2 separate regions of the Homo sapiens genome follow, and region 1 is linked to region 2. A link is an interaction called in ENCODE POLR2A ChIA-PET data of the cell type or tissue named here. Cell type or tissue: MCF 10A. All regions are shown on one strand.

Region 1 (8,000 bases), 57 kb after region 2:
CTTCTACACCATAGAGGGAATGTTGGTCATTATCAGAGGGCATGGGTTTCACTTTTTTATGTCTGCAGCCTGAGTCGGGTGAACCTTTCTCTTACCCTAGGGAAGCACTAGAATAATGCCTGCCTGCCTACCTGACTGCCGTCCTGCCATCCCCGTCTGTCCATCCGTCCATCCATTTATCCATCTAAGGTGACAGCAAAGATTTACTGTAGAAAATCTCTTTCCCACAGTAAAAACCTCTTTTCTACAGTAGAAAGCTCTTCCAGTCTGAGTTTCCGTGTCTGCCCCTTCAGTCACAGGAACCCCATCCTGCTATGTACTGCAAAAGCAGCTGACTTCTGCCACAGTGTCATTCCCGTGGGTCTCAGCCTCCTGGTGCTGAGGCCTAGGGACTGTGTTCCGAGCCAGCCTGGGTTCTCCAGGGAAGTGTGGAGGTGCCCAGTGTGTCATCTGCCCTGGAAAATGGAAGCCACTTGTACTTCACTGTCCTCCCTCCCATCTCCCAACACCCCTTTCTCTTCACTGAAATGCTGAACAAACCTCCCTGCCCCTGCTGACTGACTCTTTTTTGATAAGGGGATGGAAAGATAGACTCAGGTGCCTCGGGTCCAGTCCCTTCCTATCCACCTTGGTTTCCTCCTGTGTAAAATGAGAAAGGTGAATTGAACTATCTTTCCTAACTCTAGCAGACCATTATAGATTCTGTTGATATCGTCGCAGAATTCTGGGAATGGGAGGGACACCGAGGGTATCTCGCCTCATGTTGGATTCCGCCTGCAGCATCCCAGATCTGTCAGTCTCAAGCGGATCACCTCCCACAGTGGGGACGTGGCCACTTTCAGAGCAGCCCATTATTTGATGATTGGATGAGTTTGTTAGAATGTCTTTCTGTCTATTAAACCTAAAACAATCTACGCCCCTGTGGTTTCTACCCATTGCCCCTGCCAAACATACTCTGATGCCAAACGAAAACATGTCCTCACACCTTTCCCCACAAAAGTCCTTCAGATACTCAGATTTACAGAAAAGCTCTTATTTACTGAGTCGTCTTTGGAAATAGCTGATAGCTCTTTGCACGTGCGCGCACGCGCGCACACGCACACACACACACACACACACACACACACACACACACACACACCCCTCTTCACGCCATGATGCCAGCCAGTGGGAAATACGGATGGAAAGCGTTTCCTCTCTGCCAGGCTTCCAGAGGCAGGGAGCAGGCCTGTCTGGAGGAACTCTATGCAGACATACATTTCTTACCGGGGAAGCCAGGGCCCCAGCTTGTAGCTTTCTCCGAGTCCCTTCCTGGCATCCTGAAGATTAATCTTGTCAGCTGCTGGGAACACAAATGTGTGTGCTGATTCATTACAGTAGCATGGTATACAGGTCTGTAGCCTGGGAGCAATGGGGTGTATGGTATAGGGGTAGCCTCGTGCTCCTGGGCTACAAACCTGTACAACATGTTTCTGTACTGAACACTGTAGGCAGCTATAACACAGGGGTAAATATTTGTATATCTAAAAATACTTAAATATAGAAAAAGTACAGTACATAGAAAGAGTAAAACATGAAAAATGGTGCCTCTGTATAGGGCATCTACCATCAGTGGAGCTTGTAGGACTGGAAGTTGCTCCGGGTGCGTCAGTGGGTGAGTGTGAAGGCCTGGGACGTTACTTTGCACTGCTGTAAGCTTTTTCTATTCAGGCACCTGTAGGCTATGCTAAATTTATAGAAATAAATGTTCTTTCTTCAAAAATAAATTAACCTGAGCTTACTGCAGCTCTTTTCCTTAGAAACTTTTAAATTTTAAAAACCTTTTTGACTCTTGTAATAACACTCAGCTTAAAACACAAATATATTGTACAGCTGTACAAAAATTTCTTTCTTTCTTTCTGTCTGTCTGTCTGTCTTTTACTTGGCAGGGGTCTCACTATATTGCCGAGGTTGGTCTCAAACTCCTGGGCTCAGGCGACCCTCCTGCCTCAGCCTCCCAAAGTGCCAGGATTACAGGCATGAGCCTCCACACCCAGCCAAAAGTAAATACTTTTTCTTTTTATCCTTATTCTGTAAGCTTTTTTCCATTTTGTAAGTTTTTAATTTTTTAAAACTTTTTTGTTAAAAACAAGCCAAACACATACATCAGCCTAGGCCTGCACAGGGTCAGGATCCCCAAGACGTCACTAGGCAATGGGGATTTTTCAGCTCCATCATGATCTTCTGGCACCATCCTCTGTTCGTGTGTTCTGTCGTTGACTGCAACGTCGTCACGTGGTGCGTGACTGTATACAATGCTGCATGGCAACAAGTTGCCGAGAGTGTGCATCTGGGAGCGTTTGGCACAGCAGCTCGTCCGCCTCTGCTTGTTAGGCGTAGCAGAGGTGACTCAAATATGAAATGTTTATCATGCTGGAAGCTGAACATCTAGTTTTCTTGGTGCAGACACATTCATTTTTAGAGTTCAATAGATGCTGTCACTTATGGGACACATTTCTCCTGAAGGTCTTTGATCACATTTGCCTGTAGAACTTCCAGAAACTCTTGGACACCTATTGAATTCTCCAGTGTTTTCCTTCTTACTTGAGAAGAAAGTTCCCACCCTTCTTCCCCCTCTCCCACTCCCCACCCCAAGGGCTGGCTCAGTTATCCACCTGCCGATGTCAGCTGCTGGTACTCCAGGGCCATTCAGGAAAAATTAATTTTCCTTTTTTTATCAGAGCGTTGGGACTTGCAGCCATCTGTCTGCTCAGCAGGCGGGGCACCTGGGGCTTCAGCCGTCTTTCTCTTCACATTTCATGCCCCTTAATCTGCCTGATTCCTTCTCTTGCCACCCTCCTTCTGTCAGGTCCCTGAGACCATGCTGGTGCTTACACTTGCCCACCACCTCCACCCCAAGCAGGGTTTTTTATTTATGATGTTGTAAGCTTTTGTTTCACTAGAACTCAGCAGGACGATTCAGTTTACAGAATGTAGTTACTTCTGCCCTTGTTAACCAGAAAATCTAGTCCATCAGAATATATGGTTTTGGTAGAAAGAGAATTGTGCATGGAATTAAGCAAATACTTAAAATCTGGCTTCACTTTCTTCATTGGTAAAATGAGAATCATATTGTGCATCTCAGCGTTAATCTGTGTAAACCTGAAAGTGTTCCATATATTTATGAAAGATGATTATTACTAGTCTTTAAGCATCCTGCTTCACTACGGTCTGCTGGCTGGTAGGTGTCAGTTGCAAATCTCCAAGTAAGCCGAGAATAAAACCGTGGCGTTCCTCCTTGGCTCTTCAGCTCTGATTAGGTGTATCCATCTCCCCAGTGAAGGCTGATGTCATTAGTTCCTCCAAAAACTTTGCCTACCTCTCAAACTGCAATTTAAATGCAGTTTAAATTAATGGTGAACAGAGACATAGTTTGTAATAATAACAACTGCTGCTTAATGAATGTGTGTCATGCGCCAAGCACTGTTCTAAGCACTTATTTTCTTTCTTTTTTTTTTTTTGGAGACCGAGTCTCAGTCTGTTGCCCAGGCTGGAATGCAGTGGTGCGATCTTGGCTCACTGCAGCCTTGACCTCCCAGGCTCAAGTGATCCTCCTGCCTCAGCCTCCCGAGTAGTCGGGACTATAGGCGCGCACTGCCATGCCTGGCTAATTTCTTTATTTGTAAAGATGGGGTTTCGCCATGTTGCCCAGGCTGGAGCATTGGAATGTTTAATTATCCCAACTCCATAAAGCCAATACTATTTCTATCCCCATTTTAGAAGTGAGGAAGCTGAGGCACAGAAAGGCAAAAGCTCATGGCCAGCATGTCACAGCTGTAAATGTGGAGGTGGGCTTCAGGCCTTAGCGGTGTGGATCACATGCTATCCTTGTCCTCTGGGTATTGCAGGCTGGCACTGAGGGACCCCACTGGGTTCCTTAGTTCCTTAGGAGTGAGGTCCCGCCTGGCTCCCCCAAGTCTCACTGGCTGGCTTCTAGCATCTTCCTCTTGGGCCTGCTAGATGCTGATCACCTGCCTGGACTTCTGTCTTCATTGGCAAACCTCTTCACTGAGGCCCTCAGGGATAGACAGCAAAGATAGTGTCCTCATTTTATAGAATTTGTCCAAGGTCACAAAACTAGGAAATGGAAGATCCAAGCCTCAAGTATAATTGAGTGTTCTTTTCACTGTGTGGTAATATTATATATTTTGTGATGACTATGAAATTAGCCTGGATATGGTGGGGTCACTGGTAAACATTTACCATAGAGGTTTGTCACCTCCTGCCTGCCTCATCACCCTGGCCCTGCCCCTGCTTGTGCTCTGAGAGTGGTCTTCGCAGAAGGAGGTTCTCAGTTCTCAGTTTGAACTGTTGCTTGCATTGTTGACTTGGGACCACAGTGGAGGAAAGAGAGCGGGAAAAGTGTCCTACAGCTGGAATGGAGCTTTCTGGAGATGCACTTTCTTGCTGTAACAGATTCCAAGCCATTCTTTGTGACTGCTGATTTGTGGTGCACTTTGCTGCAGTTGCAGAAATAGCTGTGCTATAGTTAGCCAAAGGCTATATGTCAGGCTTGCTCTATAACAGCTAGCTGCAAAGCCAAGGCCTGCCCTTACTTGTAAGGTGCTGATGAATGTGGAGCTAGGACTGAAAAATCCACCCGCCTTTCAGGCAAGTCAGATCACCTGTCCCTTTCATGAACAAAGAAGACTGTGTGTGTTTGGAAATGAATGGGGAGACGGAAAGAGGGTGGTTCGGCTTCTGAGTCTAGGGTGTTTGAGCAATGTGGGGGTCAGGTAGTGGGTAATGAGGATGCCTGTGACAAAGCGAGGCTGCTTCCTCAGCAGCTTGGGAAGGAACCGGCCAATGGAGCAGGCCGGCACAAGGGAGAACACTGTTTGGGTCCCATTTCTGAGAATAGGCCGTAGAGGGCACGAGGGATACATTGAAGGAGGGACCTGAATGGTCCTGCTTGCAGAATTTGCAGGTCTTGGCAATGGTGTTGTGTTTGCAGGTCTCAGGCTAAGCAGACCCTTGGGGATCCTGTCACCATTGGGTCCAGCTCTGCCTTGTTTTTCGGAGCGTATGGGACAAAGCCGCAGTTGGTGCAGCATAAAGACCTCTTCCGATCTGGCCTCAAGCTGATCTTTCAGCCTCACTGCCCTCCTCTCCCTTCTCCCTGCACCCTGAAATTGTATGCACGTTTTGTTGTGTATGGCCATGGGTACATTTGTTCAGATTCTTGAAGGTGCTGACTTGAGCCCAGCCCCTCCAGATTGCCTGTTGCCTCCGTTCCCCTCCTCTCGCCTCCAGTGCTTTGCTCAGGCTGATTTCTTAGCATAGCATGTCCTTCCCCAACTCTGGCTGTGGAAACTTACTTCCTTTGTAAGCTGAGCTCTAGCATAGCTACTGGCATGAACCCTTTCCCTGATCTACACTTCACCCGTAAGTAGGAATCACCTCTCCTCTTTCCTCCATTTCTGAAGCATTCTGCTAATGACTTGGTTAAAGCATTTATTTAATCTTACCTGGTGTCTCCACAGCTAAAGGTTATAAAGTCCTTGAGGACCAGCAGGGTCCACCCCATCTTCACTCATCTCTGCCTTTCCCCTCTAAGCCCAGACCTGCCTAGCAGTTTCTAGAAGACAGCAGGCTGCATTCAGATAGTCCCTGTCTACTGAGTGTGATCATTGTCACTTCAAAGCCAGCTCCAGAGTCATCTCTAAAGGTGCTAATGGGCAGCTCCTACCTGTTGGTGGGCATGCTGGGGCTGTACCTGAGGGTCCTCAGAGAGGGACCACAGATCTACCAGGAAATCCTGGCAACTGAGTAGCTTGCACTGAGTATTTGCTGAGACTGGCAGAATGGCAGGAGAGACATTCAAATGGCTAAAAAGCACACAAAAAGATGCTCAACATCGTTAGTCATCAGGCAGAGTGTAAAGCAAAGCTACAGTGAGACACCAGTTCATATCCACTGGTCAGCTATAATAAAAAAAGAAAGGCAGGACAATAACAGGTGCTGGTGAGGAGTTGGAGGCATGGGAACCCGCACTCACTGGTGGTGGGAATATGAAGTGGTACAGCTGCTCTGAAGAACAGTCTGGCTGTTCACAAACTTAGTGACCCTGACCAGCCGTTCCACTCCTAGATAGGTGTACAGAGACCCGAGAGAACTGAAAACATGCGCCCACACACTAACATGCAAATGGACGTTCGTATCAGCATGAGTCATAATAGCCAAACGGTGGAAATCACCAAATGCCCGAGAGAACTGAAAACATACGCCCGCACACTAACATGCAAATGAACATTCATATCAGCATTATTCATAATAGCCAAAAGGTGGAAATCACCAAATGTCTATCAACTGATGAATGGAAAAGCAAAATATGATGAAATGTTATTTGGCCATAGAGGGAATGAAGAATTGATACATGCCGCAGCACGATGCACCTTGAAAGCATTAAGACGAGTGAAAGAAGCCCGTCACAGAAGACCGCACTATATGCGTCCATTGAGATGAAATATCCAGAAGAGGCAAAAATGGTTGCTTGGGGCTGGGGCAGGTGGTCCAGGAGTTTTGGGGGAGCGATAGCTAAAGGGTACGAGATTTCTTTTTGAGGTGATGAAAATATTCTAAAATTGTGTCATAGTTACACAACTCTGTGAGCATACTAAAATCCACTGAATTGTACATGTTAAATGGGTGAATTGTATGGAATTTAAATTATGTGTCAAGAAAGCTGTTACCAAAAAAAGAGAGAGAGAGAGGGCAGGAGGTTGTAAATGGCTGCCGTATAAGTGCAGACTTCAGTGTTCACGCTAAACTCTGCTGTCCCTCTCTATGTTAGCCGCGACCTTCCCCCCACACAATATTTTTTCCAGGGTAGAACAAGCATTAAGTACTGACAGATCTGTATAAAGTCATTTTTTAAAAGATGAAAATTTTTATTTCATTTTAATGATTTAGTTGCCTTTTTACTTTCCAAGAGAATGAAAATGACTCGTCTCGCATGGGGATGTTTTTCTTGGCCACTGGGACAAGACGGTTCTACTAATCTTCCAGTGTTGGCGCATGCTTTCATTTATTCAGTCAGCCAGTCATTCTTGCACAGCAAATATTTATTGTGTACCAGTGTTTTAAGATTTGAAGAGACAGAAATAAAAGTCTCCACCTTCAAGGAGCTTATACAAGGGGGGAGACATTCAAGTAAGCAAGTAACAGATAAGTATTGTGATGAGGGGCTCTAAACACATAGGAGAGGCCCAATTAGAGGTAATCAGGGAAGGCATCAGGAAGAGGTGACATATTGGAAGGAAAGCAGGAGTTGGTCAGGAAGAAAGGACATTTTAGGTCCAGGGAGCTACAGGAGCAGTGGCTCAGGGTAGTTTAGGGAGCTATGAGAGTTTAGTCCAGGAGCCCGGGGTGTGCAGGTAAGAGTGCTGGTCCAAGGAGTCAGACACAGAGGGCCTCATAAACCATGCAAAGGCATTTGTGCTTTATCCTGGTGAGGATGGGGAGGTCTGGTTTCATTTTCATTTTAGGATGTTGACATTGGTTGCATGGTGGAGATTAGATTGGAGAGGAGTGAAAACATGAATACCTGGGGCTGAGATGAGATTTAAGGGGGGCAGCTGGAAAGGAGGATGAATGCGCTATGGGTTAAGGATGCACTGGGGGTTCTGGCTTGGGCGCCCTGGTGGGTGATGATGTGGTGTGTCAGGTAGGAAGGGATGTGCAGGCGTTTGTCAGTCATTTGCCTCCCTGGGGGGCTGTACTGAGGCTGAGCTATCAACACTTCCCTGAGCAGACTAGGACTGCATGCTAGAAAGGGATGGAAGTGTTCTGAGTCTGCCTCCCACCAGTGGTGTGGCCATGTGCCGTCAGCTTCCCTGGCCCCGTTGCAGGTTACAGGTCCTCATGGGCCCTGGGCTCCTGGCATGCCAGGCTCTTTCACTTGCCTGGACCTTGGGTTTCCCAACTATCTGTATGAGGAGACGGATGTTTGGATGTTTAAG
Region 2 (8,000 bases):
ATGTTATACCAGCCATGCATTCCTGGGATAAATCTTCACTTAGCTATTCTATGTAATTCTTTTTGTATTGATAGATAGAGTTTAGGAATTACAGTTTTCTTGTGCTCTCTTTTGTCTCATAGAATGAGTTGGGAAGTGTTCCTTTTCTGAAAGATTTTTTTGAAGAATTGATAAATTGTTTAATTTTTTTTTTTTTCTTGAGACAGAGTCTCACTTGGTTACCCAGGCTGGAGTGCAGTGGCGTGATCTTGGTTCACTGCAACCTCTGCTTCCTGGGTTCAAGCAATTCTACAACCTCGGCCTCCCAAGTAGCTGGGACTACTGGTGCATGCCACCACACCTGGCGAATTTTTGTATTTGTTTAATAGAGGCCGGGTTTCACCATGTTGGCCAGGTTGGTCTCAAACTCCTGATCTGAAGTGATCCACCTGCCTCAGCCTCCCAAAGTGCTAGATTACAGGCATGAGCCACTGTACCCGACCTCAAACATTTTAAATTTATTGAGACTTGTTTTGTGGCCTAGTATGTAGTCTGTCTCAGGGAATGGATGTTCTGTGTGTTCTTCAATGTGCAGAATGTGTATTTTGCAATCATTAGGTAGAGTATTCCATATATGTCAGTTAGGTCAAGTTGCTTGATTGTATTGAGTCTTCTGCATCCTTGCTAATATTCTGTTCCATCAATTATCAAGAGTAGGGTATTGAAATCTCCAACTATAATTGTTGAATTCTCTATTTCTCTTTTCAATTCTGTTGTTGCTTTATGGATTTGGGAGGTCTATTTTTAGGTGCGTATGCATATGTAATTCTTAAATCTTCTTGATGTATTGGCCCTTTTATAATTTTAAAATGTCTCTCTCTAATGATCTTGTTGTAAAGTCTGTTGTGTCTCTTGTTAATACAGCCACTCAAGCTATTGTATAGTTATTGTATGCATGGTATAGCTTTGTCCATTTTTTTAAACTTTAAACTTGTCTGTGTCTTTGAATCTAAAGTGTGTCCTTTGTAGATAGTTTATGCAGTTGGCCCTTGAACAACATGGGGATTGGGGTGCCAACCCCCCATAACTTTGGACTTCCCCCAAAGTTAAATACTAATAACCTACTTTTGACTTGGTTCCTTACCAATAACATAAACAGTCAATTAACACATATTCTGTATGTTACATATATACTGTATTCTTATAATAAAGTAAACTGGAGAAAAGAAAATTTTTTAAAGAAAACCATAAGGAAGGGAAAATATATTTACTATTCATTAAGTAGAAGCAGATCATCATAAAGATCTTTATCTTTGTCATCTTCATGTGGAATAGAATGAGAAGAAAGAGAAAAGGAGGGATTGGTCTTCTTTCTGAGGGGTGGCAGAGGTGGAGGAGGTGGAAGGGGAGGCAGGAGAGGTAGGCACACTTGGTATAACTTTTATTGAAAAAAATTCATGTTTAAGTGAATCCACACAGTTCAAAGTTGTATTGTTCAAGGGTCAACTGTAGTTTAAGTATACTTTTTAAAAATCCAATCTGATAATCCCTGCCTTTCTTTAAGAGTGTTGAGATCATTCATATTTAATATAATTAATTGATTTGGCTGGGTTTACATTTGACATTTTGTTATTAGTTTTCTATATGCCTTCTTTTTTGTACCTCTGTTATTTTTTGATTGCCTTCTTTTGTGTTAAATAAGTATATTTTAGTGTACCATTTTAATTCTTCTTTTGATTTTTTAACTGTATTTTTAAAGTCATTTTTTGTGATTCCCTAGGGCTCACAATATGCATTTTAATTTATCACCATTTACTTCAGATTAATAACTTAATTCCTATAAAACAGAAAGTTTGCTCCCGTAAAGCGCCATTCTTTCCCCCTTCCATACTATTATTTTCATATTTATTATGTTTATATACGTTATAAACCCAACAACCCAGTGTTGTAATTTATGCTTTATCCAAACTTACACATCTTTTTAAAAAGTTAAGAAATGAGAAAAATATATTCAATCTTTTATATTAGTACATATATTTAAAATTTTTGGTGCTCTTCGTTTCTTCCTGTGGACACAAGTTACCATCTGCCATCATTTCCTTTCAGCCTGAAGGATTTCATTTAGTTTTTTTTTTTTTTTTTTTTTTTTTTGAGACAGAGTCTCACTTCGCCACCCAGGCTGGAGTGCAGCAGCATAACTCGGCTCACTGCAACCTGTGCCTCCTGGGTTCAAGTGATTATTTTGCCTCAGCCTCCTGTGTAGCTGAGACTACAGGTGCACGCCACCAAGCCTGGTTAACTTTTGTATTTTTGGTAGAGGTGGGGTTTTACCATGTTGACCAGGCTAGTCTTGAACTCCTGACCTCAAATGATCCACCCACGTTGGCTTCTCAAAGTGCTGGGATTACAGGCATGAGCCACCATGCCCAGCCTCATTTAGTATTTCTTATAAGGTAAATCTGCAAACAGTTTGTTCTCTGTCTTTGTTTATACAGAAATGTTCTTTTTTTTTGCATTTTTGAAGAATTGTTTTGCTAGATACGGAATTCTTGGTTGATGTTTTCTTTTTGCTTTTTGCTTTCAATACTTTATGTCATCACATTGCCTTCTGGTCTCCATTGTTTCTAATGAGAAGGCAGCCATTAATCATATTGAAATGCCTTTGTACATAATGAATTGTTTTTCTCTTGCTGCTTTCAAGACTTTTTTCTTTCTCTTTGTCTTTCACAGGTTTGATTATACTGTGTCTAGGTATAGAACTCTTTGTATTTATCCTACTTGGGGTCTGTTGAGTTCCTTGGATGTGCAGATTAATGTTTTACATCAAGTTTGGGAAATTTTCTGTCATTTTTTTCTACAAATTTTTTTCACCTATTTTGTCTTTCTCCACTCCTTCTAGGTCTCCCATTGCATGTATATTGGTATGTTTGAAGTTGTCCCACAGGTGTCTTGGTTCATTTTTCTTTGACTTTTTTTCTATTCTTCAGACTGGATAATTTCTATTTAATCTATGTACAAGTTCATTGATTCTTTTGCCATCTTGAATCTTCCATTGAGTCCCTTTAGTGAGCTTTTCATTTCAGTTATTGAACTAACTCTAGCATTTGTCTGCTAAATCCAACATCTGAATGCATTAAAAAATAGTTTTGATTAACTGCTTTATTTCCTGAGTGTGGGTCACACTTTCCTATTTTTTAAATCTCTTATAATTCCTTTTTTGTTGAAAATTGGATGTTTTGCTATTATATCAAACTCTGATTTCTGGTATTTTCCCTGTAATGGTTGTTGTTGCTGTTTTGTTTGTTTTGTAACTTGTCTGGGACAAGTTATGATGTCTGTCTCACTTGCAATGTGTGGTCATTGATGGCTTTGCTTAGTACTTTTTTAAACTTTTGTTTTTATTTTAATAATTTGGTTTTTATTTTAAAATCAAATTAAACCCTGGATTCCTAGAGGTTGCCCTGGTGTCTGTGTAGCTTAGTGGGCAAGTCACATGTGTTACTCTATAAATGGAAATAATATAGTATCCACCTCATAAAGCTCTTGGGAAATTTGAATAAGTTAATCAATGTAAATCACTCAGTGTAGGGACTGGCACATAGTAAGTGCTCAATGGATATGCGTATTCTTATTCTTTGGTATTATCATTGTGTGAGGAAAATGAGGCTCAAAGAAATCTAGTGACTCAAGATCACACACCTGGTGAAAGCTAGCGCCGAGCTTAAACCCATAGCCATCGGATGTTACTGTATGAGGCTGCACCTCCTGGTTCTGCATCTCTGTCATGTTGTCACAAAATTTTTGTGTAAGTGCTTAATGTTTACACAAAGTTGGCTGTGGAGGGAAATGGAGCAGTGGTGTGGAAATTGGAAGAAATGTTGCCATTCAACCTTGAGAGTCTCTGATTCTGAGATACCACCCAGTGGACAGATATGGGAGCTAGCAGTTATGATGCAGGACAAGCAAGCCCCAAAATTGAGGCTTAGCCCAAGAGGGTTCTTGGCTCCTCATAGGAGACAATTCGAGAGTGCACCAGTGTGTTAAGCAGCGACTTTGATTGAAATGGCCAGTACACAGCAGCAGCAGAGGTACTGCTCCTTGAGGAGTACCTAGAGCACTCAGCATGCCTAGAGTATCAGCTCAGCAGCAATTCTGCACTCATATTTATACCATTTTAATTATATGCAAATTAAGGGTCAGTTTATGCAGAAATTTCTAGGATGAGGGTGGTAACTTCTGGTTGTCAGGTTGTTGCCATGGCAATGCTAAACTGACATGGCACATTAGTGGGTGTGTCTTATGGAAAGCTGTTCCCACTCCAGACCTGTTTTAGCCAGTCCTCAATTTGGTCCCGTGTTTGAGCCCTACCTCTGGGCAGCACAGAGGATTGTTTCAGCCTCACTCCCTGGATTTTCTTCTCCAAGGAGTAAAGAGCAAATCCTATATTTGTGGTTAGCTGGTTAGAGACTGTTTCTATTAACTATTCTTTTGGGAGCTAAACTAATTTAATTCCATCCCCTAGACTTTTTTCCTGTTCAGGAGTGGTGTCTCTGGGATGAGTCCTTCTCCAGAGTCAGATGTTTACTCTCACATCTAAATATAGAGCCAAGCAAGCTCGTTGAGACGTTAGTTGAACTCATGTCTTTGGATGGATTTCATATCACAGTGGCTTTCTTTTGTAGAGACTTTGTGAGAGAGGAGGGATTTACTTTTTTAAAAAAAAGGTTGGGGGTAAAAGGTTGAAAATAAACAAGGACACCTCTTTGAAGTGTTTAGGAAGAAAGGGAGGTTTTAAATATTTCCTGGAAATCATCTAATTTACAAATGCACAACTTTGTTAATCATGTCCAGGCATGTCCTCAGCCCCGGGTCTTTCCATAATATTAAGAGCATGTTCGGTGGAATGCAGCCTGAATCATTCACTTCTAGCTGCAAATGAAAAAAGTTTCAATCAACTGGGACTCTACCTCAATGTGCATGCAAAGCAATTAAAATCAAAGAAGCTTAAAGGAATAATGTCCAGGGGTGGAATCCCATTTCTTTCCCCTTCTGTATGTTTCAGCTCTTCAGTCGCTCCAGTAAACACTAGGACAAGTTATTAGGAAGAGATTGCCTGTCTGATTGATTGACTGTATTCTTAGGGCTCCTCATAGCACTATACAGATAAATTGGAATTTTCAGAAAAAAAATTGAATGAATATTAATAATAACAGTGGAGGCTGGTATCAAGAGAAGGGACACAGAAGAGACAGTTGGGAGGAGTGAGAAGCAAAGCTTCAGCTGGCCGGGCATGGTGGCTCACGCCTTTAATCCCAGCACTTTGGGAGGCCAAGGCGGGTGGATCACGAGGTCAGGAGTTCGAGACAAATATGGTGAAACCCCGTCTCTATCTTTTTTTTTTTTTTTTGAGATGGAGTCTTGCTCTGCGGCCCAGGCTGGAGTGCAGTGGTGGGATCTCTGCTCACTGCAAGCTCCGTCTCCCGGGTTCAAGTCATTCTCCTGCCTCAGCCTCCCGAGTAGCTGGGACTACAGGCGCCCGCCACCACGCCTGGCTAATTCCCGTCTCTATTAAAAATATAAAAATTAGCTGGGCACGGTGGTGGGCACCTGTAATCCCAGCTATTCAGGAGGCTGAGGCAGGAGAATCACTTGAACCCAGGAGGTGGAGGTTGCGGTGAGCCGAGATCGCGCCACTGCACTCTAGCCTGGGTGACAGAGCAAGAGTCTGTTTCAAAAAAAAAAAAAAAACTTCAGCCAGTGTTGTGGGTTAGAGGGCCCAGGTCCGTGGAGAGGTTATCACCAGCACTTCACTCACTCAGCAAAGATTTATTCAGTTTCACCTGTGAGCCAGATCTTGCCTAGGTGCTAAGGACATGGGGGTTAGAAAAACAGATGGGGTCGGTCTCTGTCCTCATGGAATGTACAGTGAAGATAGACATTAAGCAGATAATGGGAACAGCTGCAATAAGGGCAACGAAGGGGAAGTCCAGGTGCTGCCCGAGTGGGGGATTCAGGGTGTGTGGGGGGGGATTGTTACTAAAGACTTCCTCCAGACAGTGACATTTAAGGTGAGACAAGTGGGTGGGACTTAGCCAGGCCAAGACACGGAGGAAGAAGAGTGAGGCCGAGAGCATATTGAGTGGAAAAGCTTTGTGGGTGGAAGGAGCTTGATGTGCCCCAGAAGCTGAAGCCTTAGCTGCCTGGAGCACACCCCGGTCAGGCTATTCAGGGCCTTGAAAGCTGTGCGAGGGATTGGGGACTTTATCCTGGGGACAGTGGGATTTGCAACCACTGGTGGCATTTTAACCAATGGAGTAATATGGTTTGCATTTTCATCCAGTGACTTAAGTACTTTTGCATGCGTTCTTCTGTGGGATGGACCTGAAAGAATGGTCTGGACTTGAGGATCCCTGGAGAGCACAGTGAAGCTCAACGAAGAGTTCCAGTTGTTGGGTTGTGGTGAGGGAACCAGCAATGGAAGGTTTTGAAGAGGGGAATGACATGTCTGGGAGCAGCTCTGTGGTGGCTTTCAAAAGTTCTGGGGAAACTTGATCATGTAGCAGAAGGCAGCTGAGGAGGCGGTCCAGGCACTTAGGAGCACAGTGGCCTGGACTTCTTAGGTGAGAGGGGAGGTTGAGAGCTCGTGGTAGGTGTTGCAGGGACCCTAGAGCCAGAAAGCTGTGGACTGGTCTTCAGAGCTTGAGGGCCAAGGGAGCAGGAAGCCTTCACAGGAAAAGAAAGGTCTGAGTGAAAGTGACTGAAGAGAGGTGGGAAAGGGAAGGGAGAGGCCTCTGGTCTTGTTGTGCAAGGAGAGGGAGTGTCCAGGTATGTAGATGGGGTGTGAGCCTCTTTTAGAGAAGTAAGGGTTGGGCTCACTTGCAAGCACTCAGGAAGGACCGGAAGGAAGAAAGTGAAGATGCCGTCCCCATTGTGTCCCTCAGCGCCCAGAGGGTGTGTCGACCTGCTCCTCAGGCCAGGCCAGCCCAACACCTGTGACTAACATGACCTCAGAGTCTAAAATAATGTGTGCCACAGCTCTGAAGTCAGAAGGCTGATTTTTATAAATCAGCACAAATTGACCTTATTACCCATGGTCCTTCAGTGACCTCAGAAATCAAAGTGAAAAAAAAAAAAAAAAAAACCCAGCCCTAAACCTCTCTGGACCAAAGTTTTGCTCCTGAAGCAGGACCCCAAAATACTAGTGGCCTATTTTCTGCTGAAGTCTCTCTGTCCTCATGGTTCTGGAGAATGTCCTTTCAGTATCTTTATTCCTCCCCCATTTCACTGCAGATGTGCTCCAAGTTTCATGTTCCAGCAATCAGATGACCACGATGGAATATTCCCTGAGCTGGTGTTTCCAGTCTTTAGTCTAAGTTCTAAGACACTGAGCATTCCAAAACCCCTACTGTTCTGTTTCCCAGAACAGACCTTTCTTCCCTATTCTCCAGCACCCTCTGTTCCTTCCCCTTTCCTTTCCTTTTCTTTTTCTTTTTTCCTTCCTTCCTTCCTTCCTTCCTTCCTTCCTTCCTTCCTTCCTTCCTTCCTTCCTTCCTTCCTTCTTCCTTCTTTCCTTCCTTTTTTCTTTAATGGGAGTGAGGTCATTTGTGGAGCTGTCACTGCTCTGCAAGAGGGCAGGCATGAGGGGTGCCAGGCCCTCCTGACTTCTACCTTCTGATTTGTATGGTTTGTAAAATGAGCTGTATAAATGCCCAACATTTGATCAAACGAAACTGAAAGGATGATTGATGATGCGGGGATCAAACTTACCATTTGAATGTAGACCATTTTATTGGTAAAGATGAATGAGAATGATTTGGCCTGAAAGGGAACTTCAGATTTTTTTCCTAATTGAAGTAGTCACTTCTTTCAGAATGCTAAGTTCCCTGGAATATTTTCCCAGCCTACTGTGTCTATGATAGACTCAAATATTGGAAGTTTTACCGGCTGTGTGTGGGGTGGGGAAGGAATTCTGTTGGTTCTCCGGTGAGTCCTGAAGAGACCTTGTTTCTGGGTAAGTAGAC

Evidence for each region. ChIA-PET counts read pairs that join two places held together with the same protein. Peaks named below come from ENCODE experiments on the same cell type or tissue, not always from the same donor. Only the 100,000 strongest peaks of a DNase experiment are listed, where the experiment ranks them.
Region 1: POLR2A ChIA-PET joins it to region 2 with 12 read pairs; 5 of 35 experiments call an interaction of 5 or more read pairs at or near these places.

The regions. Positions count from the first base shown.
Region 1 is chr3:195,127,968-195,135,967 of GRCh38, reverse strand. The region is part of intron 3 of XXYLT1 (xyloside xylosyltransferase 1); the gene reads left to right. It overlaps MIR3137 (microRNA 3137), which reads left to right and starts at 1,388; the gene lies at 1,388-1,462. RefSeq lists enhancers at 2,460-2,539, 4,291-4,400, 4,461-4,530, 5,642-5,951, 6,092-6,471. In MCF 10A, no CTCF peak of the experiment used is centred here; no DNase peak of the experiment used is centred here.
Region 2 is chr3:195,184,624-195,192,623 of GRCh38, reverse strand. All of the region lies in intron 2 of XXYLT1 (xyloside xylosyltransferase 1), which reads left to right. Among named protein-coding and RNA genes, the nearest start is that of XXYLT1-AS2, 41 kb to the right of the region's middle. RefSeq lists enhancers at 4,449-4,964, 7,187-8,000. In MCF 10A, no CTCF peak of the experiment used is centred here; DNase peaks (open chromatin) are centred at 4,283, 4,863 and 6,803.